Regions from separate parts of the Homo sapiens genome. Here regions 1, 2, 3 and 5 are each linked to region 4. A link is a loop called in an ENCODE intact Hi-C map of the cell type or tissue named here. Cell type or tissue: PC-3. All regions are shown on one strand. Each heading gives the region's core, and the rest is flanking DNA. Links, peaks and the distances in the headings are about the cores only. Region 1 overlaps ST7 (suppression of tumorigenicity 7). Region 2 overlaps ST7 (suppression of tumorigenicity 7). Region 3 has its middle 30 kb from the start of TES. Region 4 overlaps ST7 (suppression of tumorigenicity 7). Region 5 has its middle 23 kb from the start of ST7.

What was found. A loop is a pair of places that touch in the nucleus more often than their neighbours do. Peaks named below come from ENCODE experiments on the same cell type or tissue, not always from the same donor. Only the 100,000 strongest peaks of a DNase experiment are listed, where the experiment ranks them.
Region 1: it touches region 4 in a loop (11-fold over the local background); 105 of 110 quality-filtered maps call a loop at or near these places.
Region 2: it touches region 4 in a loop (2.7-fold over the local background); 11 of 110 quality-filtered maps call a loop at or near these places.
Region 3: it touches region 4 in a loop (3-fold over the local background); 19 of 110 quality-filtered maps call a loop at or near these places.
Region 5: a loop joins it to region 4, with 8 times the contacts of the local background. A loop is called at or near these places in 96 of 110 quality-filtered maps.

The regions. Positions count from the first base shown.
Region 1 is chr7:116,984,891-116,990,863 of GRCh38, reverse strand. All of the region lies in intron 1 of ST7 (suppression of tumorigenicity 7), which reads right to left. Among named protein-coding and RNA genes, the nearest start is that of MIR6132, 32 kb to the left of the region's middle. In PC-3, for the core only: a CTCF peak has its summit at 2,278 (motif pointing left); a DNase peak (open chromatin) is centred at 3,823; H3K27ac peaks cover 1,153 bases.
Region 2 is chr7:117,005,992-117,011,964 of GRCh38, reverse strand. All of the region lies in intron 1 of ST7 (suppression of tumorigenicity 7), which reads right to left. Among named protein-coding and RNA genes, the nearest start is that of MIR6132, 11 kb to the left of the region's middle. RefSeq lists an enhancer at 880-959. In PC-3, for the core only: no CTCF peak of the experiment used is centred there; DNase peaks (open chromatin) are centred at 1,414 and 2,584; H3K27ac peaks cover 1,535 bases.
Region 3 is chr7:116,177,063-116,183,035 of GRCh38, reverse strand. No RefSeq gene overlaps it. Among named protein-coding and RNA genes, the nearest start is that of TES, 30 kb to the left of the region's middle. In PC-3, for the core only: a CTCF peak has its summit at 2,626 (motif pointing left); a DNase peak (open chromatin) is centred at 2,605.
Region 4 is chr7:117,116,457-117,122,429 of GRCh38, reverse strand. It overlaps ST7 (suppression of tumorigenicity 7), which reads right to left. Exons shown (of 16, transcript NM_001369598.1): 3 at 2,710-2,869. ST7-AS2 (ST7 antisense RNA 2) reads left to right here. Exons shown (of 5, transcript NR_109981.1): 3 at 3,977-4,079; 4 at 4,447-4,529. Among named protein-coding and RNA genes, the nearest start is that of ST7-AS2, 26 kb to the left of the region's middle. In PC-3, for the core only: a CTCF peak has its summit at 2,782 (motif pointing right); a DNase peak (open chromatin) is centred at 2,769; H3K27ac peaks cover 360 bases.
Region 5 is chr7:116,927,845-116,933,817 of GRCh38, reverse strand. No RefSeq gene overlaps it. Among named protein-coding and RNA genes, the nearest start is that of ST7, 23 kb to the left of the region's middle. RefSeq lists a silencer at 4,629-4,923. In PC-3, for the core only: a CTCF peak has its summit at 3,213 (motif pointing left); a DNase peak (open chromatin) is centred at 3,177; H3K4me3 peaks cover 786 bases.

The DNA of each region.
Region 1 (5,973 bases), core at 345-5,344, 130 kb after region 4:
TCTACTTTTTAAATTTTCCATTCTCATTTTGGGGAGGGAAAGACATTAGTAAAGTATATGGTGTGTCAGATAATGGTAAGTGCAACTAAAAAATAGTAACAAAGCAAGAAAAAGGAACAGTCAGTGCCAGGTATATAGATGGGTATGGAAGGGGATTTACAATTTTAAAGGGTCATGGAAAGCTGAACTTAGAAGGTGACATTTAATTAGAAACCTGAAAAGAGTATGGGTATGCAGCTTTCTAAAGGAAAGTACACAGAATAGATAGTTCAACCTATGCTTGTATACTGCAAATTATATCACAAAGAGAAAGTAATCCACCTAACTTCTACCATCTTTTATTTTTTTCAGTGGAATTATAACAACCTGGACCATTATAACATTTTTTAAAATGTTGTTTCCCCTGTGTGCATACAACAGAACAAAACAAAACAACACTAACCCCTTAGAGGAAGGGGATTGATTCCTAGGCACAAGCAGAGCTAGTCAAAAGTAAAAGGAATGAGTTTACCCAGAATAGAAAGAAAACGGTCCAAGCAGGATAAAGAGGAAAGCTGAAGGAGAAATTACTCATTTTTACTCATTCACTTACTCACTCACTCTACAGAGAAATCAAAGGTTAATCACCGGCCGGGCGTGGTGGCTCACACCTGTAATCTCAGCACTTTGGGAGGCCAAGGCAGGTGGATCACAAGGTCCAGAGATTGAGATAATCCTGGCTAACATGGTGAAACCCCATCTCTACTAAAAATACAAAAAATTAGCCGGGTGTGGTGGCATGTGTAGTCCCAGCTACTCAGGAGGCTGAGGCAGGAGAATCACTTGAACCCGGGAGGCAGAGGATGCAGTGAGCCGAGATCGTGCCACTGCACTCCAGCCTGGGCAACAGAGCGAGACTCTGTCTCAAAAACAAACAAACAAAAACATGGTTAATCACCAATCTATGCCACATAACACACACACATACATATGGTTTTCTATCAATCAAGGATCACCAGACACAAGGAAAAAAAAATTTTTTTTTGGAGAGAGGGTATCACTCTGTCACCTAGGCTAGAGTGCACTGGCACAATCAAACTTCACTGTAACCTTGAACTCCTGGGCTCAAATGATCCTCCCACCTCAGCCTCCTGAGCAGCTAGGACTACAGGTACATGTCACCATGCCCAGCTAATTAAAAAATTTTTTTAGAGATGGGGGTCTCACTATGTTGCCCATGCTGGTCTCAAACTCCCGGACTCAAGCAATCCTCCCACCTCAGCCTCCCAAAGTGCTGGGATTACAGCCTCATTTGAGGAAAATTTCTAACAAAATACTGACAAAAACAACCAACAAAACAAAAAAAAAAAACTCAGAGAGATAAGATGTTATATCCTTGGAATAAGAACAGATGCTGTTTAAAAGAGAGGGGGTAACAGAATTGCACACTACAATGGGTGAATTTCTTCATATATAAATGATACCTCAATGAAGATTGACAGGCTATTACCTAAATCTCCAGGATGCAGCCTAGTGAAAAAGGTGAGCTCCACAGCTGTGAAGGGACCCAGAGCTGCACTGTCCAAAAGGGTAGCACGAGCTACATATGGCTACTGAGCACTTGAAATGTGGCCAATGCAAGGGAAGATGTGCTAGAAATGTAAAGTACACACTGCATTTCAGACTCAATACCAAAAACAACCTGTAAATATCTCATTAATAATTTTTATATTCAATACATTTTGAAATGATAATATCTTGAATATATGGGGTTATATAAAAGGCAGTACAAAAATTGATTTTATCTGTTTCTCTTTGTTAATGTGTCTTCTAGAATTTCATATGTGGCTCATGTGTGGCTTGTATATCATATTTCTGTTGGATACCTCTATGCTAGATCATACATTCGCTGTGGACAAGGGTTGTATCTAAATCATTTTTGTGTCCTCTAGGGAGCCTAGAGCATCATAAACCCTCAGTAGGTATTTGCTATTTGCTGAATTTTAAAAATATATATATGTTTCACAGCATTAGTGTCCAAGTCTGTCATGTTAAAAGTGTGCATTTTGGAAGTTCAGTCTGAGGCAAGTTGGATAGTCAATTCAAGTAACAACATCTCCATTCCTGTATTTGGTTGATTATTTAAAGTATTTTCGGTATCCTTTATAGATTATGATTTATGCTTCCATATTTAATCAGAACACAACAATCATTTTAATCACTACCTTCAATTATTTCAATAGCTATGATCACATAGATTTCAAAAATCGAGAAATGAAAAAAATCTGCTTTATCTTTTAAAGAGTGCCCTCTAGTGATCATAATATTATTAAAATACACTGGTCTGCAAAGATGAATTAGCTTTATAATAAAATTTAAAAATAAATGACTATGAAATCTGTATATAACAATGTTAAAGGACTCTCTGAAAAATACAGTAAAAACTAAATGCAGCAGACTGCTAAAATATTGGCTTCAAGCGAACCAGTTTAATGAAAGAAAGCAGAAGAGAAAATATCCCTCAGTGTCATTTTAAAAATATCAATAAACATTCCATTTTATAAAAGTGGGTAAACTCAAAACCTAATTTTCTACCAACATTACTCCAAAGAGATCCACGTAAACACTCTGACCTCCAAGTTCATCAAAGCAACTAATGTAGCTGAGATATGGGCTGATTCAGGAAAATAGGAGGCCTCCTATAGAATTATATAAATGTTTCAAGCAGTTTGGATTTTTACAAGTCATAATAGGGGTTAATTTAACTAGTTCAGCCAGTACTCCTGAACTAGCAAAGGAGAAAAATGATTCATTATATTAGGACTGGCTAGAAAATTTTTGGAAAATAAGAAAAGGTGGGCTGGGTGCAGTGGCTCACGCCTGTAATCCCAGCACTTTGGAAGGCCAATGCAGGTGGACTACTTGAGGTCAGGAGTTCGAGATCAGCCTGGCCAACATGGCAAAACCCTGTCTCTACCAAAAACACAAAAATTAGTAGTCGGGCATGGTGGTAGGCGTCTGTAATCCCAGCTACTCGGGAGGCTGAGGCAGGAGAATTGCTTGAACCTGGAAGGCCAAGGTTGCAGTGAGCCGAGATTGCCCCATTGCACTCCAGCCTGGGGAACAGAGTGAGACTCCGTGTCAAAAGAAGAAAAAAGGTTTATTCACAGTGGGTGATTTCTGGTACCAAAGAGAGACTGATGCCAGACGTGAACAAGAGAAGCCCCTGATAATAGGTTTCTTTCCTTTGAGGTATCTAAGCCAATAAAAAGGTCAGAAATTACTCTGAAGAAATGTGGCCAATATAAGTGAAGGGACTGGTGCCAAGAGCAATCTCATGGAAAATCAGTATGTCTGAAGTTCAGGGTGTGATGCAGAGTCAGGAACCAAATCAGAGGCCAATTTTTAGTGACAAGAATCTGGGACTAGGCAAAGAACGTCAAAAGAGGAGCAGTTTTCTTGCTGCAGCCTTGAACAGCCAAGCCAGTGATGCCACAGCAGGCCCAAAGGCCCAGGACGTTGCATAATAGGATGTGCACACCCAGTAAGTCTACTCCTGTGCCTCAAACATATACCAGTTCATGGGGACTCACCCAGAACCCAGTTAGATACTTAAAGATGAAAAATACCCAGCCCATTTTGATGGCTCTATGTGACATGCCAGTACTCATTTACTGCTTATAGCTCTTCTTTGGGGTGACTGAGAATAATGAAGAAGAGAGAGTCTTCAAATAATACATCTTCTTACTTTGTCTGCCAGAAGAAAAGCCATAGGATCAGAATCTATATAAATTCCTGAGCAATGTCTAATGTCCTGCTGAAAAAGCTGGACTGAAGGATTGGTAGCACAAAGGTTGGAGATTAAGAATGTGGATAGGCAGACTATGTGAAAGGGCTCAGAGAATTTGAACACACACATGAATTCTCACTTAAAGGCCCAGCAGCAGAAGTTCTTAATCATCCTTCTCAGTCTCCTTTGCCGGTTCTTCTTCCTCCCATCCTCTTTGGGTTGGAAAGCCCCACCATGCAATTTAAGGACTCTCATGTATACTCACTTCTTTAGTAACCATATCTAATCCCATGACTTTAAATACCACCTATCTGAAATCTCTCTCTCTCTACCTCCAGACTCACATATCCAACTACCTACCCAATATCTCAATTTGAATATTTGAATCTCTTCCACTGACATCCAAAACTAGTCTTTCCGCCAAAACCTGCTCCTCTTTTCCCTCACACTAGCCTTCCCCATTTCATCTGATGTCAACTGGGATTGGTACTTATGCTGTCTGCAAAGAATATGGTATTTATCAGTGATTTTTTTAAATAATAAAAGAAAAAAACTGAAGCAGCTGGAATCCATTTATTCTTACAGTGGCATTCTCAGAAAATGATTTATTATTTCCTACTACCTAAATCCCTGAAAATGCTCTTGATTTTGTCCTTTCTGAAACTGAATTTTTCAGCTTTTTATTAGATTCTGAAAATTTTTCACTTTTCCTTAAAATAGAGTCAGTTTCTGTTGCTTACAAATAAAACCCCTTATCCTACATGACCACCACCTCTCAACTCATTGACTCTGCTTCAGTACCCCTCAACTCTCAATTCACCACCAGTCCCATCTCCTCCCCTCCTTTCCACTTACAGTTAGAATGAAACAGCAGAATCATCCCACTTTCAACTAAAATAGACTCTACTCACACAACCCAGAATGCTCTTAGTGTTGAGAAATTCTGAAAATTAAAATTATCACGCTGGGCGTGGTGGCTCACATCTGTAGTCCCAGCACTTTGGGAGGCCAAGGTGGGTAGATCACTGGAGGTCAGGAGTTTGAGACCAGCCTGGCCAACATGGCAAAACCTCATCTGTACTAAAAATACAAATATTAGCCAGGCATGGTGGTGCATGCCTGTAATCCCAGCTACTTGCGAGGCTGCGACATAAGAGTCGCTTGAACCTGGGAGGCGGAGGTTGCAATGAGCCAAGATCATGCTACTACACTCCAGCCTCAGCAACAGAGCGAGACTCTGTCTCAAAATGAAATAAAGTAAAATAAAATAAATCACCAAAGTATTTATTTCCAAACTGGCTATGTCAGCTATTTGTGGAAAGCACAGAGTAGCAAATCTCTAGCAGGGATTTCCTCACAGCTCATCTAAAATAGTTGCATAACACAAATTCTGATCACCTTTTCCTCTGATCCCACACAATCTCTATTATACCAGCTAACCTCAGTCAAACACAATTAATTATTCCTAACTTCATGAAAGAAGGGACTATGTCTCATCTCTGTAGCCCCATGTGAGGCACGTTGAATTTGCTTGTTGAATTTGTTCAGAAAGTAAAACAAAAATTGCTTTATATTTTTTGATGTCACCATACTTCAAATGATGCATACTCTGAGTTGTATGTGATGTTGACTATCCACTACTAGTACATTTGAGTGTGAAATGTCTGCTAAGCTTTTCTGTTCATATTGAAAAATCAAGAGGAAATTATGTGGGCCTACAGGTTGCTTAATTATCTTGATACTTCTAACAAATTCATGAACTAGCCTAGGTCCAATTTCGCACACATTTCAAAAATACGAATACCATATTACCCACATTAATTCTTCCCATCTCATCATTTTTTTAGTAAATATCTTATACTTAGGACTTGGGAATGCTATGGGTAAACAAAGTGATCCAAACTTTTAAATTTTCATCAAATCCTACCCTAAATTTTACCCTTAAAAACATCTCATCAACAAGGTGAACATGAGTATCAATACCACTATACAATTCTCAAAGGTCAACAAGATGTGTTTTACCCCAAATTATGTAACTTTATATAGGAGAGCCTCACAAATATATGGACAAGCACCATCTAGTGGTAGAAAGAATTACTCTGGATAAACAGTTACCATTGATGGTACAGCTAAATTACCTGCCAAAATCCAAATCATGGGCAGTTCTTATACAGGACCCAATTTTTTTAACAAATTTAATAATC
Region 2 (5,973 bases), core at 386-5,385, 110 kb after region 4:
TACTTGCCTAGACTCTATAAACACTGACTATAAATTCAAAGCTCAACAGGAGAGCCTTCAACTAGATCCCTCCACCCACCTCTCAAAGAATTTTCTCTATCTCCATCTCACTCTCAGCAAGTGAGACTTGCTGATATGCCTAGATGCCCCCTTCCCAAACAATCACATCATAGTCCTCTCCAAAACGTATAACGTTCACCTAAGTCAGAAGTTCTTCTCGGGTCACCTGTTCTAGGGACCACTATCCTAACCACAATTTCCTGAGACAGCAGTGGGTTGTACTTATAGCATTTGGCACCCCTGAATCCCATCCCAGAGTCCTGCTACAATTTAACCCTTCGTGATCCAGGTTGGAGAAAGAATCATTACTGAATCAAGAGACCTGGAGTCTAGCCAACACGGCCACTCATTACCTCTCTGATCTAAGATAAATTCTAGAACCCCTGTATGTATCTGTTCCTTCACTGGTAAAATGAGGAGGTGGAACTGGAAAATCCCTAAGATCTAGTCCAACTTTAATAATCTTGGACTCTACTTTAAACCAATTACAGTCAGAGGAGAAAACTCAAGTAACTCCTGCTGATACCTACTCCTTTTCTAGCCCCCACTGTCCCCTCTTCTATCCTGCCAGGGCTTTGGGAACAGCCCCTCCTCAAAGGAGCCAGGATGTATTGTCCTAATTCAGCGTGTTTATGTTGGATGCTGATGTTCTGGGGAGCCTCCTCCTGTTTACAGGGACACTGTTCCTTTCTAGGCAGACCCCCAGTAACTCAGCCTGGTGGTAAGTAGACAGATACACACACACACATTAACACACACACACACACACAAAATACTTAAACTGTTGGAGGATCTGCCTACTAGAGGGTTCATGGCTCATGACCTGGTGGGTCACACCTCTTAGGACAATGTGGCCTGGGTGCCAGCAATAAAGCTTCTGAAGGAGACCATTCTTCCAGGACTTGATTGAGACAGCTGGACACAGAGTGTGAAGCTTTTCATAGAGGACAGCTCAGGGGCTGAGACATAGCTCTCCTCTCTTTCTCTTTCATGGCTTCCCTCCCTGGACTAGTGCCTGCCACGCGAGTCCACGGTCCTCTACCCTCCTCAGAGGAGAACGAGCATGGCTTCCACTTCACTCTTCCCTCTTAAATCAGAAAATCACAGCTTTATCATAATATCTTACATCGCATTTCCAAATTATACAATAACCGACTTTGTTATTACACATGTTTTAAAATACCAGGGTTGGATTATAAATGTTCACTCTATTTTTCTGCATTTCAGAAATGAAAATAGGGGGTTTTCCCTCTAGTCTCAATTCTCACCAACATGTGAGAGCTAAGTCAAAATGCCTTAAGGTTATGTCACATCCCAATTTCACCTTATTACTAAGTCAGAACAAACATTATCTAAGATATCTCATCTTGCTGCTCTCCCAGGCCTCTTACCACCCACTCCAGCCTGCATCTGCATCAGCATTTCCTTTTCATGTTTTGTCATCCTCATTGGCTTTGCTTACTGAGCCCCAAGTCTACCTCATGGCCTATCCCAAAATGTGAGAAGACTCCACTAAAAAAAGGATTATCTGGATGCAGAAGATTCCTAGAGCGTATGCCCAGCTCCTCCCATTACTGGGCTCTACTCCCAAGACCTCAAAATTTAAGTAAGCTAAGACAGATGAGCATCTAGCACTAACCAGATAAAAGAACTACCCTATGAAGTGAGGAGAGAATTCAGCTACTCAACTCAATATCATGACCCAGACCAGTGCTCCACATTCTCCATGGCACTAACCAGACTAGTTACTAGCTACCTAGAACCTAGAACCAAGGCAATGGTTCTGAGAAATTGTCAGTTACTTTCACAGATAACAATCATCCTTATTGAGCACAAAAGCATAATTATGACCAAACGCATGAGTAAAACATAATAAAAGATCTGCTTAACCAAACTCCAAACCTTCAGATAAGGGCTCTTTCTGGATACACAACACCTGTTTGTTGTTATGCTTTAAAAGGATGGTGGCAATAGTGGCAGGATCCCCGGTTCTCAGTGGCTGCAAAGCACAGATCTCTTACATGGTTGTAGGGCCACTCCCTTCTTACAGTGGCCTCAAGAGAACTAAAATCAAGTAACCACAGCTGGAAAAAGGAGGTAAATAACTTTTATAAGAGGTGCTGTGTGGTCTCCCTATCACTGATGTTTTAACTCTATCAGAAGATGACTATAAAAAAGGACATTGGGTTTATGTGTTTAAGGTTAGCCAATTAAAAAAAAATATAGCAATTAATCTTGATGTATAATTAGCAGTCATGAGAAACATTACTAAAGTTACTAAAATGCCTGATAAAAATAAGAAAGATTAAGATTTTCGTCCTACAAATATGAATCCAACAATAAATATGCTTATTCATTTTACATCCTGACAGTGATGGTCATTTTATATACATTTGAATCAAAGCTCTAGTGTAATGATCAGAATCAAACTATAGGTTTGTACAACAAACAGGGAGGTACCCAAGCCAGACATATCCCTCTGTAGAAAAGCTTCTTTAGGCAAACCACAGACCTTCCTGTGTGGTTTTGGTCTGTTCACATGATTGGCAAAAGGAACCACTGGAAAATAAGCAAAGAAAGTCATAAAAAATAGTCATGAATGGACTAGTGTGGGTTGTCCCAGAGGCCAAAAACAAAAAAAAAAAAACAAAAAAAAAGTGGAGAAGTTCTTTAAGGAATTTCTTAGCTGTAGCATACAGCTGCAGTTCTAGGTAAGCAAAGAAGATCACAAATTTCCATGGTACTACAAAACAAATCATTCTCAATGTTTTCTAGCAGGAGCTGGCAAATCCTTTTTATAAAGGGCCAAATAGTAAACAGTTTAGATTTTGTGGGACCATCTGTTCTCTGTCACAACTACTCTATTGTTTCAGTGCAAAAATAGTCATAAACAATACATAAATTAATGTAGCCATGTTCCAATAAAACTTTATTTATAAACTTTGAAATTAAATTTCTTGTAATGTTCACATATCATGACGTATTCTTTTGAAAATTTTTCAGCGATTTAAAAATGTTAAAAAAAAAGTTAGCTTATAAATCTCACAGAAACAGGCAGCCCATGGGCTACAGTTTGCCAAACCCTGTTCAACAATATTTACTGTGGTTGATTTGACCTTTCTCTGCAAGAGCTCTAATCTTCAATTAGGTCTCTGCCATTGACAAGACTCACGAAGATAATGGAATCCATCAACAACTGCCTGATTGCATCAGGGTCAGAAATTCAAGAAAAGTTTCATCCCAATTCCCTTCATTTCTGATGATACTATGAACAATACCTCATTCCCTATCACATTAGAACTGGTGATAAATGCTCAATTTCTGAGAAATTGTCAACTACTTTCCCAGATAAGGAAAACCACATACCTCCAATCCACATACATCTCTAGCCCTTGAAGATTATATAAAAATGGAAATCATGGGCTAAGATTTCCAAGTCTCTTCAATTATATTATAAGCCAGGAAAACTTTCTATAAAACATACTCATAGTGTAGAACACAAGTAATAGCTAGTTTGTCTGAGAAAATCTGACCCTGTTCACCAACAATTGCTGAAAGGGAATTCTTGAGAAACAAGAAACAGACTACAATCCTAACTGCACAGTTAATTAATTTGGTTAGACATTTCACAACAGTATCACTTCATTTATGAAATGAAGAACTTAAAATTATTTCTGAGGTTTTTTTCTAGCTCTAAAATACAACAATTCTGTAATGAGTTACGCTGATCATGATACCTACCTCATTAAGGGTTTCGGCAGATTTCTATTAAAGTTCACATGGATGACTTTTTTTGTCATTAGCCTTCAGATAAGAAGCAGATAATTTCCTCTCTGCTTTTTTGTCTCTGGTTTTTTGAAAGGCTATTGAAAATATATTTCTAATCAAGACAACTGCTACATTCTTAAAATTTTAACACAGATTCTTACAGTTTTAACACAGATATAGGTGATTCTAAGAGAAAATGTAGTGAAGTGTATTACTTGGAAAATGTTTCTAGAGACAGACATTTGTGCCTGTGCAACTATAGACTTCAAATTCATAGAGACAGAAAGTAGAATGGTGATTGCCAGAGGCAGGAGGAAGAAGAAAATGGGGAGTTGTTTAATGGGTACAGAACTTCAGTTTCGTAAAATGAAAAGAATTCTGAAGACTGGTTGCATGGCAATGTGAGCATGAGCTCCTAAGAAGACAGTCAGCCTGTCCTGTGAAGCTTTGAAGCCAGGCATTGACTTCTCTCCAGCTATGAAAGGCCTAGATGGCATCTTCCTCCAATATAACACTGTTTTCACCTACACTGAAAATCTGTTGTTGAGTGTAGCCACCTTCATCAGGTATCTCAGCTAGACCTTCTTGATAATTTGCTGCAGCTTCTACATTAACACTTGTACTTTACCTTGCACTTTTATGTTATGCAGATGGCTTCTTTCACTAAACCAAATAAACCAACCTCTGCTAGCTTCAAAGCGTTCCTCTGCAGCTTCCTCACCTCTCTCAGCCTTCATAGAACCCCTGAAGAAATTAAAGAGAGTTCCTTGCTCTAAATTAGACTTCGGCTTAAGGGAATGTTATGGCTGGTTTGATTTTCTATCAGACCACTCTAACTTTCTCCATATAAGCAATAAAGCTGTTTCATTCTGTTACATTTGTGTGTTCATTGGAGTAGCACTTTACATTTCCTTCAAGAATTTTTCCCTCGCATCCATATCTTGGCTAACTGGCACAAGAGGCCTAGCTTCTGGCCTATGTCAGCTTTTGACATGCCTTCGTCATTAAGCTTAATCATTTCTAGCTTTTGATTTAAAGTGAGAGGCATATGACTCTTCCTTTCACTTGAACACTTATAAGTCACTGTAGGGTTATTAATTGGCCTAATTTCAATATTGTGTCTCAGGGATTAGGAAGGTCGAAAGAGAGGGAGAGAAACTAGAGAAGGGTAGGTCAATGGAGCAGCCAGAACACACACACTTATCAATTAAGCTCTCTGTCTTATATGGATGTGGTTTGCGGCACCCCAAAACAACTACAATACTAACATCAAAGATCACTGATCACAGCTCACCATAACAGATATAATAATGAAAAGGTTTGAAATATTGTAAGAATTACCAAAATGTGAGTCAGAGACATGAAGTGAGCATGTGCCATTGGAAAAATGGCACGACAGATGCTCAATGCAGGGTTGCCACAAACCTTCAATTTATAAGAAGTGCAGTATCTGCAAGGCAGAATAAAGCAAAGTGCATCAAAACAAGGTGTGCCTCTATATGGTTAGGGTCAGAATAACTGGCTAAACTAATTATAAAAGTTTGGTAGGAATTAGGTATATTTCTGTTCTTACATTTGTTGAAAAATATTAACTTTAAATGGCAATTATGCAAAGCTTATACAAATTTTAATTGTGAATAAAAAGACATAAAAATATAAAGAAGGAATAAACATTGTGCTGTTACATCTAATGCCTAGCAATGCTTGTTGAGTCAACAATTGAACTAGCTTGAGTAGAAAGCAACTCCTGAAGTCTAAGAAAGGGTACAAACCATTCAGAATAGGTAGTCATGCTACACTGCTACTGACTGGTGATAGCATTCTGAAAACACAAGGATGGTAAGAAGGAAAGAGTGAACTGTTGAAACTTTAAAGATGGAAGTAAGAGGATGACAGATTCATAACAACTGCTCTCTTTTGAAAGCTTTACTATTTCCAATAAGATATGGACACTGTTCTTTCAAAAGACACATTGACTCTACTATAAATCAACCATGAAAAAGGTATCAGGTGGAAAAAGTACTGGAATTAAAGCAAAATCCACTTTGGAGCCTTCTTTAGGCAACTCTGTGCCTCAGTTTTCACAGACATGAGCTATGAGTTGCTATGAGGTTCATGTAAGATACTGGTGAAAGTGTCAATGGT
Region 3 (5,973 bases), core at 674-5,673, 940 kb after region 4:
CTAATAATGGGATATCAAACATTATATGCCTTCTAATGTGATACACAATATTGTACACAGCATCACCCATGGAATATTCTTGTTCAAAATGCTTAATTGGAATTTAATTCAGCCTACAGTTTTAACCTCCAATTTATAGGAAATAATGGTGATACAGGATCAATTTAAAGGATACCACAAAGAACAGACAAATCAAGACTATGTAAAATTCTGCAAGACAATTTGGTCTCATTGCTAAGCCTGTATCATGGAGGAAAAAAGGAAAGGGAATGGAAATTGCTTTAGATGAAAAGATAACATAACAGTCAAAGACAATGCATGGTATTTGACTAAATCTTGGTTTAAAAACTTATTTTAAAAAGCCTATAATACATTTTGTGGAGGGAAGTGGCAATATTTAAATGTGGCCTGGTAAATATATAACATTAAGAAGTTCTCTAAATTTGTCAGATGTTATAACAGCACTGCTAATAGGTAAGAGAACACTTATTTTCTGGAAATGTATGCTAAAGGGATTAGTTTGAAGTATAATGTTTGTAATTTATTTTATAATGGCTCAGTAAGAGGTGACAGCATGCTAGCAGCCCTCGCTTGCTCTCGGCGCCTCCTCCGCCTTGGCGCCCACTCTGGCCGCGCTTGAGGAGCCCTTCAGCCCGCTGCTGCACTGTGAGAACCCCTTTCTGGGCTGGCCAAGGCCGGAGCCGGCTCCCTCAGCTTGCGGGGAGGTGTGGAGGGAGAGGCGCGGTTGGAACCGGGGCTGCGCACGGCGCTTGCGGGCCAGCGCTAGTTCCGGGTGGGCGTGGGCTTGGCGGGCCCCGCAGGCCCGGGGCAGTGAGGGACTTAGCACCTGGGCCAGCAGCTGCTGCGCTCGATTTCTCACTGGCCTTAGCTGCCTCTCTGCAGGGCAGGGCTTGGGACCTGCAGCCGGCCATGCCTGACCCTCCCTGCCTCCCCCCACCCCCGTGGGCTCCTGCGCGGCCGCAGCCTCCCCGAGGAGCGCCGCCCCCTGCTCCAGGGCGCCCGGTCCCATCAACCGCCCAAGGGCAGAGCAGTGCGGGCACACGACGCAGGACTGGCAGGCAGCTCCGCCTGCAGCCCCAGTGCGGGATCCACTGGGTGAAGCCAGCTGGGCTCCTGAGTCTGGTGGGGACTTGGAGAATCTTTATGTCTAGCTAAGGGATTGTAAATACACCAATCAGCACTCTGTATCTAGCTCAAGGTTTGTAAACACACCAATCAGCACCCTGTGTCTAGCTCAGGGTTTGTGAATGCACCAATCCACACTCTGTATCTAGTTAATCTGGTGGGGACATGGAGAACTTTTGTGTCTAGCTCAGGGATTGTAAATGCACCAATCAGCACCCTGTCGAAACAGACCAGTCAGCTCTCTGTAAAACAGACCAATCAGCTCTCTGTAAAATGGACCAATCAGCAGGATGTGGTTGAGGCCAGATAAGAGAATAAAAACAGGCTGCCCCAGCCAGCAGTGGAAACTAGGTGGGGTCCGGCTTCCACACTGTGGAAGCTTTGTTTTTTTGCTCTTTGCAATAAATCTTGCTGCTGTTGACTCTTTTGAGTCCACACTGCCTTTACGGGCCTGTAACACTCACGGCAAAGGTCTGCAGCTTCGCTCCTGAAGCCAGTGAGACCAAGAACCCACTGGAAGAAACGAACAACTCCAGACGCACCGCCTTGAGAGCTGTAACGCTGACCGCGAAGGTGTGCAGCTTCGCTTCTGAGCCAGCGACACCACGAACAAACCAGAAGGAAGAAACTCCGAACACATCTGAACAACAGAAAGAACAAACTCCGGATACTCCGCCTTTAAGAAGTGTAACACTCACCGCGAGGGTCCACGGCTTCATTCTTGAAGGCAGTGAGACCAAGAACCCACCAATTCCGGACACATCGAGACAAAACATATATGGAAGAAACAAATATGCAAAATGTTAATGAGGTAGGAGGTCTATGAGTAATATTGTTCAATCTTTACTTTTCTGTACTAAACGTTTCCATGTTAGTGAAAATTCTAAACATTTAATATGAAAGTACATATATATATAAAAGTTAATTGCAGTTGTCTGCAGGAATAATTAGAAAAAGGAAAAAGTTTAAGAAATAAATGTCAGCTTTATTCAGCCTAATCTTATTTTTCTTTATTCTAGGAGATAGACTTAAAACATTTTTTTCTCATCTTTTTTTTTTTGAAGATAGATAATTTCTAGAATCAAAATAATAGAGTCCCTATTACATGATTTAATTTTTTTCTTCAGAACATCCAGTTCTTTTCAGTCTGCTCTGGGTGCTCATCAAACCTTATGCAATCTATGTATTGGGCTTCATTGTGTCGTAGGTGAACAACCAGTCTCAATTCTTGATAGGGAGAGTATGTCTCAGTGATTCATTGTGTGACAAAGTTGCCAGTACAAGAGACTACCTGGTGGTCAGTAAGCTGCAGACCAAGAGTAACTTAAAGGACTCCTCCGGACTTCAGCTCAGTCAAGGATATCTAACACTGTTTTGAGGCACCTACCTGGTCTTCTTTCTCAAGGAATGTTATTGTTGCCAAAGCCCTTGTAAAGACAGCTATAAGATACTTTGAGTTCTGTCAGGCATTGCAGAAGTTGTTGGAGACCCCTGGTGGCAATATAAAGGATAAACAGCTCACTGCAAAGTTTGATGCTAGTATGGAAAATAGTATCAATGGGAAGAGAAACTATTCTCTCTTAGCCTCCTTTTGCTTCTCTGACATTTCTATTCTTTCTCCTGCTGTTTCAAAAATTTGTTATTCTTTAAAGATTTTTCCATGCTATTCTCATTTATACATGTTCCCTGAGTGATCATACCCATTCACCAAATCATACTTTCAGCATGGTTTTCTCCGTTGAGTTTCATGCCTGTATTTCCACTTCCTTGCTACTTATTTCTATATATAGATATCTCTTAAACTCAACATTACAAAAAGGCACTAATTGTCTATGTTTTCTAATTCTATATTTCCTATCCAATGAAATACTATCACAATACAGCCAGGCTAGAGGGCTTATACTTCAAGGTACAAAGAGTATGGCACACTTACCAGGTGTGAGGCACAGGGGTAGGTGCTGGGATAAGGAAAAGAAAGTCACATCTTAGAGCAGAGTGAGAAAACATATCCTTTAATGTGATAGAGGAATACAGGTAGTGCTTTGGAAGTTCTGAGGAAGGAGACCTAACTCAGACTGAGATGGAAAGATTCAAGATGAAGAACTCTTAGAAGAAATTACTATAAAGCTGTATTGTAGACAGTAAGAATTTGTCTGTTATAATCTGAATTTTACTCTCCCCCCAAATTCATATATTGAAGTCATAGCATTCAGTAACCTTGAATGTGTCTGTATTCTGAGATATTGTCTTTAAAGAGATAAGTTAAAGTGAGGTGAGTAGGGTAGGCCCTAATTTCATATGAATGGTGTCCTTATGAGAAGAAGAAATTTGGACACAGACATGGACAGAGGAAATATGTGAAAACACAGGAAAACAGCCATTTACAAGCCAATGAGAGACCCCATAGAAGAAATCAACTGTGCTGACTTGTTTATGTTGGACTTCTAGCCTCCAGAACTCTGAGAAAATTTATGTTAAGTTACCCAGTCTGTGGTACTTCATTATGGTGGCCCTCGCAAACTAATATAGTCTGATTTCTTTTTCGAGGTAATGGTAAGACTGTTCTAAGCAGAGGGAAGAAAATATGCAAAACAAATGGCCATCAAAGATGATAGCTTACTTGAGAAACTAAAAGTAGTTTGGCACTACCGGATCACTGGTCATATAGTGGGTAAGGGCCGTCGAAAATTTGGGGTAGTGAGATCTGAGAGACCAGATTATGAGAGGCATCATGTGCCAAATTAAATGGTGGAAATTGAGGTGGCAGGAAGGGGAAGACATGGAATTAAAGGAAGTAGTATTAAAGGAGATCTCATACATTGCAATTGGTTTTCTCCAATCAAAGTTAATCATGGGTGTATAACTCTTAGGTCTCTGTCTAGCCCAGTTTTCTATGTTAATGACTAGTAGTATTTCATGATAATTACCAATTGTCTAAGAGATAGAGAAATACTTCCAAGAACCTCATTAATTTTTTTCTCTCACAAGATGTTTATTCCCTCTGAGCAAACTAAATATTACTTTACTTAATTTTATATCATTATGCTTTCCTCCCTTATTCTAAGCTTCTTCTCTTCAGTGTTTGTGTTTTATTTTTAATTTTTTAAAAATTAATTAATGAATTTATTTATTTATTTTTGTATTTGAGACAGAGTCTCGCTCTGTTGCCCAGGCTGGAGTGCAGTGGCGCGGTCTCGGCTCACTGCAAGCTCCACCTCCTGGGTTCACCCCATTCTCCTGCCTCAGCCTCCTGAGTGAAAGCAACCTCCGCCTCCCGGGTTCAAGCCATTCTCCTGGCTCAGCCTCCGGAGTAGCTGGGATTACAGGCATGCGCCACCATGCCTGGCTAATTTTGTATTTTTAGTAGAGACGGGATTTCTCCATGTTGGTCAGGCTGGTCTCGAACTCCGGACCTCAGGTGATCCACCCACCTCGGCCTCCCAAAGTGCTGGGATTACAGGCATGAGCCACCGCGCCCAGCCAATTTTTTGTATTTGTAGTAGAGACGGGGTTTCATTGTGTTAGCCAGGATGGTCTCGATCTCCTGACCTCGTGATCTGCACGCCTCGGCGTCCCAAAGTGCTGGGATTACAGGCATGAGCCACGGCGCCCTGCCTAGTGTTTGTGTTTTAATAATATCTAGAATAGGTTACTGCAAGTCTGTTGAGTTACTGCTTGGATAAGCTGGATTTAGCTAGAATATTGCAGTCACACACCACATAATGGCGTTTCAATCAAAGAGGAGCTACATATATAATGGTGGTCCTATAAGATTATGATGGAGCTGCCCTATACAGGTGTACCTTTTTTTTTCTTTTAAACCGTATTTTTACTGTACCTTTTCCATCTTTATGTATGTTTAGACACACAAAAACTTGTCATTGTTTCGCAGTTGCCTACAGTATTCAGCGCAATAACATGCTGTACAGGTTTGTAGTCTAGGAGCAATAGGCTATACCGTATAGCCTAGGTGTGTAGTAGGCTAACCCATCTAGGTTTGTGTTAGTGGACTCTATGATCACATGATGAAATCACCTAAGGATGCATTTCTCAGAACATACTCCTGTCGTTATGTAATGCATGACTTTACTTTTTAACATCAATATATCTCTATTTCTCAAGCCTTAATATTTATTTTGCTTCTTTTTAGTTACTGTTAACTTTCCTAAAATTTAAAGTATGGATGATTTATCTTTGTTTTCCTTTTTGTCATCTTCCCTATTATCTTTTAATACTTGACTCTCTTATGGATAGAATAGAATTAATTGTTACACTGCAACAAAATGAGATACAAGTTTCATGAAAGCAATGGCCGTACCTGACTCGTTCATTGATATGTTCCCACTGCCTGATAGAGCGCCTGACACAGGGTTGATCATACATTTATTTTAAAGGAAAAATAAAATTTACTGCATGTCTATTTGCTTCCAGCTATGTATCAAGAAATCTTTATGAGGCCGTTCTTAAATTAGAACAGTACTTTAGAATCCTCTGGGGAATTTTTTCAATATACACATGTGCTAGTCCTACCTCAGATATATGGAATCTGGATTTGTAGGGGCAAGGGTAATGGAGGGATGTAGACATAAGTATGGTAAAAAAGCTTCATGATGTTGATATCCGTCACTGATAAAGGCAAACATTGTTATTTCTTTCACCTCAGTTAAATTCCTCCTGACCTGAGTCAAAGGATGAAGAAATAATATTAGGCAGTGAGAGGCATGTTTTGGTGTAGGGAATGTTGCCTTAAACCCCTGGGCACATTCTTTAGCTGTCGGTATTCATAAGACTGGCCTCCACTGAGATCAGCATGCCCTGTATTATTGT
Region 4 (5,973 bases), core at 575-5,574:
CAGGTTATCCTCAGTGAATGAATTCATTTCTTCCATGATAATTGCAGAACCTTGTGTCTAACTAGATCTGATCACATCACTCCTCTGTTTAAAAAGTATCATTGGTTCCCATTCCACTGAAGATAAGGCCCAGGTTCCAGATTCCTTAGCACAGCATGAGCTACTTGGCAACTTTGGCTTCTGTCACAATCCAGTCCCTTTCCCATATGTCCTGTTTTCTAGTCACATGAAGCCAATTTTTATTTCTCGAACATGCCATGTTTCTCATGATGCTCTGCCTACAAGTCTCCCTTTTCCCTTATTCATCCATCCAAATCACTATCCAAATCAAATGTCACCTCCTGGGAAGCCTTCTCTGATAGTCTGTACACTATCTCTCTACTTCCATTAATCTTTAATATTTTTACCTTTAGCAACACTTACAAAATTGCATTATAATTTTTAAGGCACGGCTTTATTTCTAGCTTCTTGTAGCATCCTATTTCTTTGAAACTCAATGAATCAATGCATGAGTGCATGCAAGGCCTGTACTTTCTCCTCTTATAAAACAGGTGGGAAGAATTTCCTAGCTCAGTCTCTTTGTCACCTCAGTAAACATTTTCTAAGTACTTCTTATGAACCTGGTCTTGTATAGGTTTTTAAGAATATGATTTTTTTAAAGGCAAAGTTCTTATCCCCATGGAAAACTCTGTCTATTGAAGGAGACAAAGTGGTAAGTGCTCTGGTTGCATGAGGAAAACATACAAATCTAAGGAAAACAAAGGAGGAGATCCTGACCTAAGCTGGGAAAAGTAGTTTGCCCCTTTAAGGAGAGAGCCACCAGTTCTAAAACATGAAGGATAAAGAAGAAATTTAAAAAGCCACATTAGGTTTTTTTCTTCCTCTCTAGAATAACCCATCCACATTTCATAACTGTCTAACCAGGTTATAATTATCAAGGATTAGTGTATACATAAATTTTGTTCCAGATTTTAAGTCAATACTCTTTTAATAGACTCTGCCAGCCAGCTATGAGTAGTACTGGACACCTCTTGGCACAATTTATTTTATCCTAAAGGGTACACATATAAAAGATGGCATTGCTCAGCCAGGTAACAAAATTGTCTGAGACTTTGTAAACTCATCCACTCTCTGAAAGGAAAAGAGACCTCACCAAAGCAAAACATTACTTTATCCAGCTAGTATAATAAATGCTGTTTATTATTCTAATGAGGAATCTTGATCATTCAGTCACCAGGCATGAGCAGTGGTGGATAACTGCTACCACTTTGCAGGTGCTGTGAATATCCCACAGATTAATTGTGCTCTTGTCTGACTTGAGTCACTATAGCCTTTGAATGACAAAGAACATTGTAGAAAATTAACAAATTGAAAACAGAAACCATCCTCATTAGAGATCATTTTTTATAGTGAATACATTTATATTTTCATTGAAGTTTCCCTTCTCTCTCTACTTGATCTAAATCTCTTGATATCATTTCTCAATGCAATGAAGAGTTCATACCCTTCCCATTGTCCCTGTTATTTTGCTGTCTCTCTTAGTGGATGCCTTGATTAAGCCTTATTCTTTATATAAATGTTGATGCTATTCTTAGTGCTGTAACAGCAGCTTTGTTTCAAAGAAATAGTAGACACTGCAAGATGCTAGAGATACTACAATAAAGCCATACCTTAAAAATTACAATGTAATTTGATGTGTTGCTAAAGGTAAAAATATTAAAGATTAACAGAAGTAGAGAGATAGTGTACAGACTATCAGAGAAGGCTTCCCAGGAGGTGACATTTGATTTGGATAGTGATTTGGATGGATGAATAAGGGAAAAGGGAGACTTGTAGGCAGAGCGTCATGAGAAACATGGCATGTTCAAGAAATAAAAACTGGCTTCATGTGACTAGAAAACAGGACATATGGGAAAGGGACTGGATTGTGACAGAAGCCAAAGTTGCCAAGCAGCTCATGCTGTGCTAAGGAATCTGGAACCTGGGCCTTATCTTCAGTGGAATGGGAACCAATGATACCTTTTAAGCAGAGGAGTGATGTGATCAGATCTAGTTAGACACAAGATTCTGCAATTATCATAGAAGAAAATGAATCTATTCACTGTGGTCTGAGAAACTATGGACAAGGAAGCTATAGCATCAGGTTGGGAACACTGACCTAAATGACCATTGGTTAAGTCAAATGGGAAAAAATAACATTAGCTCGGCACAGTGGCTCACACCCGTAGTCCCAGCACTTTGGGAGGCCAAGGCGGGCAGATTACTTGAGCCCAGGAGTTTGAGACCAGTCTAGACAACATAGCGAAAGCCCACTCTACAAAAGATACAAAAATTAGCCAGGCATGGTGGTGCACACCTGTGGTCTCAGCTACTTGCTAGGCTGAGAGGTAGGAGGATCACCCGAGCATAAGAGGTGAAGACTGCAGTGAGCCAAGATCATGCCACTGCACTCCAGCCTGGGTGACAGAGCAAGACTCTCACATAAAAAAAAAAAGGAGGGTAAAATTAATAAGATAAGCATTTCCTTTCCCTAGGATGTTTATACCCTCCCTCTCTGATACAGGTTGTCAACTCCATGGGAAAATGATCTGCATTTTTCTCTGAAGCCTAATGTTTAAATAACAACATTCTTAATCTCTTAGTATGAGTAACAATAATAATTTAGTAACAGTAAGCAAATAATATTGCAAACTGAAGGAAATTCCATACCTGAGACACTTTGCCTATTGGAATCTGAGTCCCCGTTACTGGAATTAGAATTGTTGGAAGAGTTGTTGTCAACCCCTCCCAGAAGGGGGCGCAAGTGGCTTACTGAGACTTGTTCAATGAATGAAGTTCCGTATTTGCGAAAATACCACCATTCAAATATCTAGAACAGAAAAATAAGCGTGTTTATGGTCACTGTTATCATTTACGACTTCTGTACACATGCCCATAAAACATGTTACATTTACTAATTCCACCTTAAGTATATTTTATTTCAAAAACTGTTTATTCTAAAAATTAGATTTTAGTAAATTTAATAATAACATTTAAAATTCTCAGTGTGGTTTTCTCTGCTTAATACTGGTTTCAAAAAACTATAACATCAATCATGGATAAAAGAACACTGTTAAGAACTGCTCAATATAATTTTTCTCCAAATTTATATATAATATTCAAATAACAAAATCACCATAGCTGAAAGACAATTCCAGAAATGTATATAAATAAGTCAGTTTTTGAAATACGGCTTATGAAATATTCCAGTTCTTTGCACTTTATATTCTGATAAAAACCATACCTCTGTAAAATGCTTAAGAGCAAAATCGGGGTAGGGGCGGGGCAGGAAGGAGTGGGGGTGCTTGGTAAGACCTCCTTAAGGAAATACTGGTTTTACAGAACAAAAGAATGAGCTGTATCCCGTTTCCCACATGGATAGCACCCAGCCACTGAGGTTCAGCATTATTCCACTTGCAGAGAAGTGCTCTATAAACACAAGCATCTGTTGTACACCATTAATGTTTCCTAGTTCACAAGCCTACTAATTGTTATGTACTGTGAATTACAAAAGGGAAAAGAAGTAACTTTCAGTAATGAAAGAACAATGATGCTTACATGATTAGACTGAAGTCAGGACCTCCTAAGCACTGGAAAAGCAAGTGACCTCCCCCAACCCTTCTTACCTGGGATCTCTGCCTCTCTACAGTGAACACTTCCTACCACTGCTCAAAGCGGTTCTCCCCCACATCTTTTTCTCTCCTCCCTGACTGGGGGTTTCCTTAGGCAGTCACAAATCATTCCACAGAAGAAATTTAAGAATCAATCATATCCCAGAGTCTCATAGGATAGCTACATTTTTATAACATAAAATGTGCAATTAACATAGAATTACCTTTACCCTTACTTATTCCATAAAAACAAGATTATCTACCCTGGAATGGACTTTGGGATATAATTTTAAAACTGATGTTTTCCCTGTTTTGTTCTATTAAAGATTTCTAAAAAGATATAAGGAACATTTATGAATGACCAGAAGGAAGTATTAATCAAACGAAATGTTTCCAATCCTATAACAGGACACCTTGATTTAATCCCAGGTAGTTACTCTTTTTGACTATAGGTTGAGTATCCCTTACATGAAATGCTTGGAACCAGAAATGTTTTGGATTTTGAATATTTTCAGATTTTGGAATATGTGTATCACACTGGCTGAGCATCCCTAATCCAAAAATCCAAAATCCAAAATGCTCCTATGAGCACTTCCTTTGAGTGTCAGGTCAGCACTCAAAAAGTTTCAGATTTTGGAGCACTTAAGATTTCAGATTTTCAAATTTTTAAAGTGCTCAACCTATCGTGAATTATCACATGTTAAAACATCCAAGTATTTTCTCTGGGCAGAGACGGGGGAATATACTATCAAGTTAAGAAAGGACAAGACTAATCTGTAACATTTGGAATGACTAGGAATGGGATTTTGCATAAAAGAAGAAAGCTCAGGAATGATAAATTTACACACCATGGATCTAGAAGGGAGTCTATAACCCCAGGTGAGTTATTATCTGAACGTCGGTTTCTTCAACTGTAAGTGGAAATCATATTTGTTATTTATCTCAAGGGTCCTGAATTTTCATACTAACCCCATGTAAAACACCTAAGTCGGTGCCTGCTGCAGTTGGTTTTCAAAAGTAATAGCAAAGCTGCCATTTACTATGTTAATGATGCACATCCCTCCCATGGGCAGCACACCTCACATGCTGCCATGAGGCACCCCACTTTATGCCAGTCTATAATTCAGGTTACTACAGCATTTTGCCTGTTACTAGACAGTTGGTAGAAAGTACTGTAAATCATCATGATGAAGGGTACTGCTCACTGTACAATCCTGACCACTCAACAAGGCCCTCAATAGATTCATGGCTTTGCATTTATTAGAAGAGAAGACTCCAAAGGACCCAGAAAATTCTGTGCCCCAAGTCATTTTTCTGCTTTCTATATTGTGCTGCTGGAGCACCTGCCAGTCCTTAGTTCATTGATTCCATCACACAGCACTACATGTTCCACACCAATCACAAGCGGTGCTCCAGGATTACAGACTTAGCCCCTGCCACTACAAGTCTATGTCACAGATCCATAATACCTCTCACAGGCTCCTGGCATGCCTGTACCCATCACACACACACAAACCCTGGGTTTCTTCAGATTTCTCAGTTCTTCCAGCAGAATCATAAAGTGTCAGCGCTAAAAAGGACCTTAAAGGACTATGTAGAGTCCACTTACAGATGCAGAATGAGAACTACCCATCAAGTTACAATGACCTGACCAAAGTCACAGAGCTAATTAAATAGTCACTTAGCCTAAAGCCCCTACTCTCTGTCACTATCTTACCAAGGCCCTCTATCAAGACTTTATAGCTCCCTTGCTTCGTATAAACAGACAGATGTAGCCTATCATTCCTTTTTTCAAATCTTTACTTCCAAGTGCCCTCTGACACTGTCCCTCTGTGCTTTCCTAGTTATAAAAACCAATTCAGAAGTAGTAGTCTATCAAATGGGACCAGATTATTCATCCTAAGGTAAAAAATGACTCATATTAACTGGACATTTGCTTTGTAATAGGTGATAGACCTTCTACCCAGTATTTCTAATGCAGTAATAATAGACCTCAGTAAAGACTGGGTTATTCATGCAGCTGCTTGGGGAGGAAAAGGAGGGCCTTCTCAGGTCTGTCATATCACTGCAATAGTACAGCCCCTGCTGTGTACAGAGAACATAAGTATAAAGATGGACCTCTGCTGTGTACAGGGGGCACTAGAATAAAAAAGGACCCCGTCCTTCTAATAAATATTGAATGAACAACTAGGAAAGAAAGAAGGGAAGAACTCAAAGCCTTCTGAAACTTCAAACAGTGTCTTCATGTAGGGTCTTAACATAAAAATCTTTCCCTTATCCTGAAATATGTCAGGCTTTGGGCGAGCACCTCACAGTATTTTAA
Region 5 (5,973 bases), core at 568-5,567, 190 kb after region 4:
TAATCATCGAATATAATACAGGCTCACTACTGAGATAGTGGGGAGAGATAGAGAACACTCACTTAATTGGGGCTAGTGCTGCCTCGCATCATGGTGGAAACATGGCCTCATTTGCCTACACAACTTTCCCTTGCTTCTCTGAGACACAGTGATCTTCCCTCTTGGGAACTCAGCACCATCTGTTGCCCACATCTCTCTTTTGCCACTCACATACCTGTCTTCATAGTGCTGGATACCTTTTCATGTGGGGAGAATAGGCTCGAAATTAAGGCTCCTTGAGTTTGAATCCCAGCTTTCCAGCTGAACTACTACTTAATTCACCTTTTTTTTTTTTTTGAGACAAAGTCTTGCTTGTCACCCAGGCTGCAGTGCAATGGCACCATCTCAGCTCACTGCAATCTCTGCCTGCCGGGTTCAAGCAATTCTCATGCATCAGCCTCCCGAGTAGCTGGGATTACAGGCACGCCCCACCATGCCTAGCTAATTTTTTGTATTTTTAGTAGAGACAGGGTTTCACCATGTTGGCCAGGCTGGCCTCGAACTCCTGAGCTCAGGCAATCCACCCACCTCGGCCTCCCAAAGTGCTAGGATTACAGGCATGAGCCACCACGCCCGGCCAATTTTTGGAGCATCAGTTTCAAAGTTCATCTATAAAATGAGTAATAATACCTACTTCACAGAATTATAATGATAAAATGAGCTAACAAGTGCAAAACTTTAGAGTAGTGAATGGCATACTTTAATGCACTTTATTAGGTGTTATTCATCTTGTTATTTATTCAACCATGTAGTGATGTAAAAATCGTTCTTAGCTTTCCAGCTGTATGAAAACAGGCAATAGGCTGGATTTTGTTAAAAGAAAAGTCATTCATGACACTTGTTAAAGAAGGTAAGATAGACTTACCATTGGGATCAGTTGTAGGGGCCACTGCAATGGGGTTTTGCGGTGGGGGAGAGAGATTGAGCTCAACTTTGAACACAACAAAGACAAGTGGAAATTTTTAGCCAAGGAGCAGGATGCGGGTCAGATGGAAAAATTACTAAGAGGCAACATCAGAGGTAAAGGATTCTGGCTAAACCGACTTAGCAGGATTCTTGCTAAAACTGGACAATACAGAGATAAACATGGGAGCCCAAAGGTTGAGGCCTAGCTGAAAAAGAGCTCAGGCCGGGCGGAGTGGCTCACGCCTGTAATCCCAGCACTCTGGGGGGCCAATGCAGGTGGATCACCAAGTTTGAGACCAGTCCGGCCAACATGGTGAAACCCCATGTCTACTAAAATACAAAACTTAAGCTGGGCGTGGTGGCACATGCCTGTAATCCCAGCTGCTCGAGAGACTGAGGCAGGAGAATCGCTTGAACCCAGTAGGTGGAGGCTGCAGTGAGCCGAGATGGCGCCACTGCACTCATGCCTAAGCGACAGAGTAAGACTCTGTCTCAAATAGAAAAAAAAAAAAAAAGAAAGAAAGAAAAGAAAAAAGAAAGAGAGCTCAAAAAATTCTAACTAGAGAGTTCGGTCAAGGTGAGAATCTTTGCGAATTTGGCCCATGGGCCATACATAGATTGTTGACCCTAGTTTAAGCCACTGTTAGGTGCTGAAAGTGCAACTGAGTGCACAAGAGTAAGGGGGAAGGGGCAGGACCCTCCACATCAGCCAGCTGTCTTGTTTTATCTGCCATTCTTTCTACCTTTACCCTGAGAAGGCCATTTAGAGACCTCATTAGCAAGGATGTGAGGGGTTTTAAGCAGGAAAGGAAAACGACAAGACTTGCATTATAAAAAGATACTCTTAGGCCAGAGCGGTGGCTCAGGCCTGTAATCCCAGCACTTTGGGAGGCCAAGGTGGGTGGATCGCTTCAGGCCAGGAGTTTGAGACCAGCCTGGCCAATGTGACGAAACCTCCTCTATTTTGTAAAAATTAGCCTGGCGTGGTGGTGCATGGAGGTAATCCCAGCTACTCGGGAGGCTGAAGCAGGAGAATCGCTTGAACCCGTGAGGCGGAGGTTGCAGTGAGCCGAGATTGCACCACTGCACTCCAGCCTGGGCAACAGAGCGAGACTCTGCCTCAAAAAAAAAAAAAAAAAAAAAAAAAAAAAGAAAAGAAAAAGAAATAAAATAATTAAATAAAAATCAAAATCACTCCTCTGTAACTAGATAGGAAATGGATTGGAGGGAAATGAGAGTAGATGCCGAACAAATGAACAAAAAAGTTAGATTATTCCCACAGTCTAGGCAGTTTGTATTAGGGTGATAGCACTAGGAATAGAGAGAAGTGGACTTACTTGAGATGTATTTTGGAAGTAAAATGGACAGAACTCGCTGTCAATTGAATGTGGTTAGTGAAAGAAAGAAAGGAATTGAGAGAAATGCCAAGAGTTCTGGCTGATTCAGCCAAGCCCACCGCCGCCTCGGCCTTTGCAGAAGCTGGTTCCTTGTGGGGAATACTGTCCCCCGCGTTTTCTGACTCCTGCTTCCTTCTCATCTTGGTTTTCATGCCATCTCTTTACAGAGGACTTTACCCTATTTTCTTTATACCTTTATCCCTATCTGGCATTTTTTGCTGTTGTTGACTTATGTAGTGCCTCTCTCTCTCTCTCTAGTGACTAAGGCCCTTTTCACTGTCTAATTCACTGCTGTGTTTATCAAGTACCTAGAATAGTGTCTGCAACCAGGAAGAGTTGGAGGAAAGTTTGTTAAAAGACGAGTTGTGCTGAAAATAATTTAACAGTGGAGGTCTGAAACAGTTTTTTTGTGTGAAATCTGTGAACATTATTCAGGTCAAGAGATAGTGGATTATAGGGGCCATGAACTCTAATTGTATGAAGACTGCGTGTTGTGAGAGAAGACAGAGAGAAAAATGGCAATGTGCAGACACGAATGCACTTTTCTGAGAAAAGAGATCATAGCTCGCTTCACATTTGCAGATGAGTCCCTAACTTCAAAGACAGCCAAGAATCCTTGTGTTCTTGGCTTGAATATAGTCAAACTTTTCTACAAGTGTTAGCCGGTAATAAATACCCTAACTTATCACTATTTCCGCTTCCTAAAGTTTCTTTTCCAGACCAGCAGTGCCCTTCTGCTGAGTAATAGCCGAACCTTGAGCAGCGGAGATGCTCCAAGGGATGGGACACAGGATGTCCTGGACTCGTTTCTCCGCGCGGCATCTACCTATACTGCGATTAGCTTGAAATGGGAACAGTGCCACCTGCTGGCGCCTCTTGGAAACTGCAGTCTTGTCCATTCCTGTCGTTAATTTCGGAAACAGGATCTCATCCCACTCAAACACATGCTCAGAAACACAAACCATTTTCCCTTTTAAGCAGAATTTTTAAACACTAAGCGAGACACATAATGATAACATCTCTGAACACAAAAGATGCCAAACACAAAATTAAAAGATAAAAGGCAGGCCTGGTGCGACGGCTCACACCTGCAATCCCAGCACTTTGGGAGGCCAGGGAGGGAGGATTGCTTGAACCCAGGGGTTTGAGACCAGCCTGGGCAACATGGCGAGACCCTGTCTCTGTGAAAAATAAAAATAGCCGGGTGTGGTGGCGCGAGTCTGTAGTCCTAGCTACTCAGGAGGCTGAGGCAGGACGATCACTTGAACCCAGGAATTTGAGGCTGCAGTGAGCTATGATCGTGCCACTGCACTCCAGCCTGGCAACAAAGCGAGATTCCAGAGAGAGACAGAGCGCGAGCAGATGGAGAGAGAAAAAAAGTTTGCAACCATTTCTAAGGGGCTCTCCCATGAATATTCTTCTGTAGAATATTTAACATATTCTGTGGCCAGAATATATTAAATGTGTGGGGAGGAAAAATCTGTCAGTCTTTTCCTTTATGATTTCTGAGTTTTGTTGACTTTACAGGAAGGTTTTTCTGTAACTCATTATTAGTTCCAAAATGTTCACTATTTGGTTTGGCCAGATCTTCAAGCCCATATGATTTTTTTTTTTTTTTTTAAATATCAGACAGGATGAGGTGCAGAGTGAGCACCTAAGTTTTTTTTTTTTTTTTGAGACGGCGTCTCGCACTGTTGCCCGGGCTGGAGTGCAGTGGCGCAATCTCCGCTCACTGCAACCTCCCAGGTTCAAGCGATTCTCCTTGCCTCAGCCTCCCAAGTAGCTGGGATTACAGGTGCCTGCTGCCACGCCCGGCTAAGTTTTTTGTATTTTTAGTAGAGATGTGGTTTCACTATGCTGGCCAGGCCAGGCTGATCTCGAACTCCTGACCTCATGATCCGCCCGCCTCAGCCTCCCGAAGTACTGGGATTACAGGCATGAGCCACCGCTCCTGGCTGAGGATCTAAGTTTTAAGATTAGGTTAAGCTGCAGATGACAACAAACAAAATAGCAGAGGCTTAAACAAGATAGAAGTTTGTTTCTCAGGTAAAAAGCCAGGTACATGATTTGAGCTGGTATTGTGTTTCAAAGTGTGAGGGAGAGTGTTCAGTTCCATTTGTGCCTAGACCTGATGGCTCAAGACGGTGGCATCAGAGTTTCAAAGAGCAGGATGGAGGAAGAGAGAATAAAAGGGGAGTACACAGGTTCTGACCCTGAGGGCAAATCCCAGGAGTTGCCCTACAACGCTTTCATTTATCCCATTAGCCAGAACTTAGTCACATAACTAAAAATAAATATTGAAGGGGCAACCACCAATTTCCACCACAGATTACCGCCTTTGATTTATGTGAACACATCCTTCTAGTTACACACAGAGTAGTATATTTACCCCCCCCCCAAGGACCCATCCCTCACTACAGTCAGCTCCAAGTCCAAGATAGCAGGGTGAATACACAATTCTCATCACCAAAAACAAATGCATCTCATCGTCCAGCAAACTATAAATTAGAAGATGTTAAGTGCCCTAACACTCTTAATATACAACGTAGGAACAGAATAATTGCAATTCAGAAATGAAACAAGGTTTCCCTACTCTGGTAGTGGTTTTATGGCTTAGTTCATGAGGTAGCCCCTGATTCCGCTCTCTGAGGAAAACTCCTTGTGCGTCATTCCCAGGGAAGGTTCTTCATTGTCCATTATCTTTCCTGGCTATGACTGGGGCTGCACAGCTTTCAGAGTTCACTGTTGTTGATTAGGGTGGCCACACATAGCAGTTTGTCCAGAATAGTTCCTATTTACACCTGTTATTTCAATGTAATAATTAAGAGCTCTCCATTCTCTCAAAAATATTGCAGTTTGGCTAACACATTACATAATTGCTCTATTCCAAAATTCAATTCACAAGGAACTGCCAACAACCACATAAGCTTGGAAGAGGAATCCAAGCCTCAGATGAGATTGCAGCCTCAGACATCACCTTGATTTCAGCCTCGCGGAACCATGAACAGAGGACACAGCTGACATGTGCCTGAACCCATGAGAACTGTGAGATAATAAGGTTGCATTATTTTAAGACCTAACTTTGTGACCACTTGTTATACAGCAATAGAAAATGAATATATTTTCTATGACAGTGGGCTTGGGGGAAGGGCAATACACTTATTCTCATCTCTACCTTTAACCTTCTCCTGGGTAATGTTATCACTTTGGACCTACAGTCCACAAATTACAAGTGAGAGAAAGAAGGATCTTGACAGTCCAGTTCAGTGGACTTGGAAACATTTTTATTTTTTTATTTTTTTGAGATGGAGTCTCGCTCTGTTGCCCAGGCTGGAGTGTAGCTAACTCTGCTCATTTAATCTCCACCTCCCAGTTCAAGTGATTCTCCTGCCTCAGCCTCCTGAGTAGATGGGATTACAGGTGCACGCCACCACGCCTGGCTAATTTTTTTGTATTTTTAGTAGAGATGGAATTTTGCCATGTTTGTCAGGCTGGTCTTAAACTCCTGACCTCAAGTAATCTGCCTGCCTCGGCCTCCCAAAGTGCTGGGATTACAGGTGTGAGCCACTGCACCCAGCAGGGCAATCCTTGCAAAATTTGAAGTTGTAAGAAGTTCTGCTGGGCTCAAATG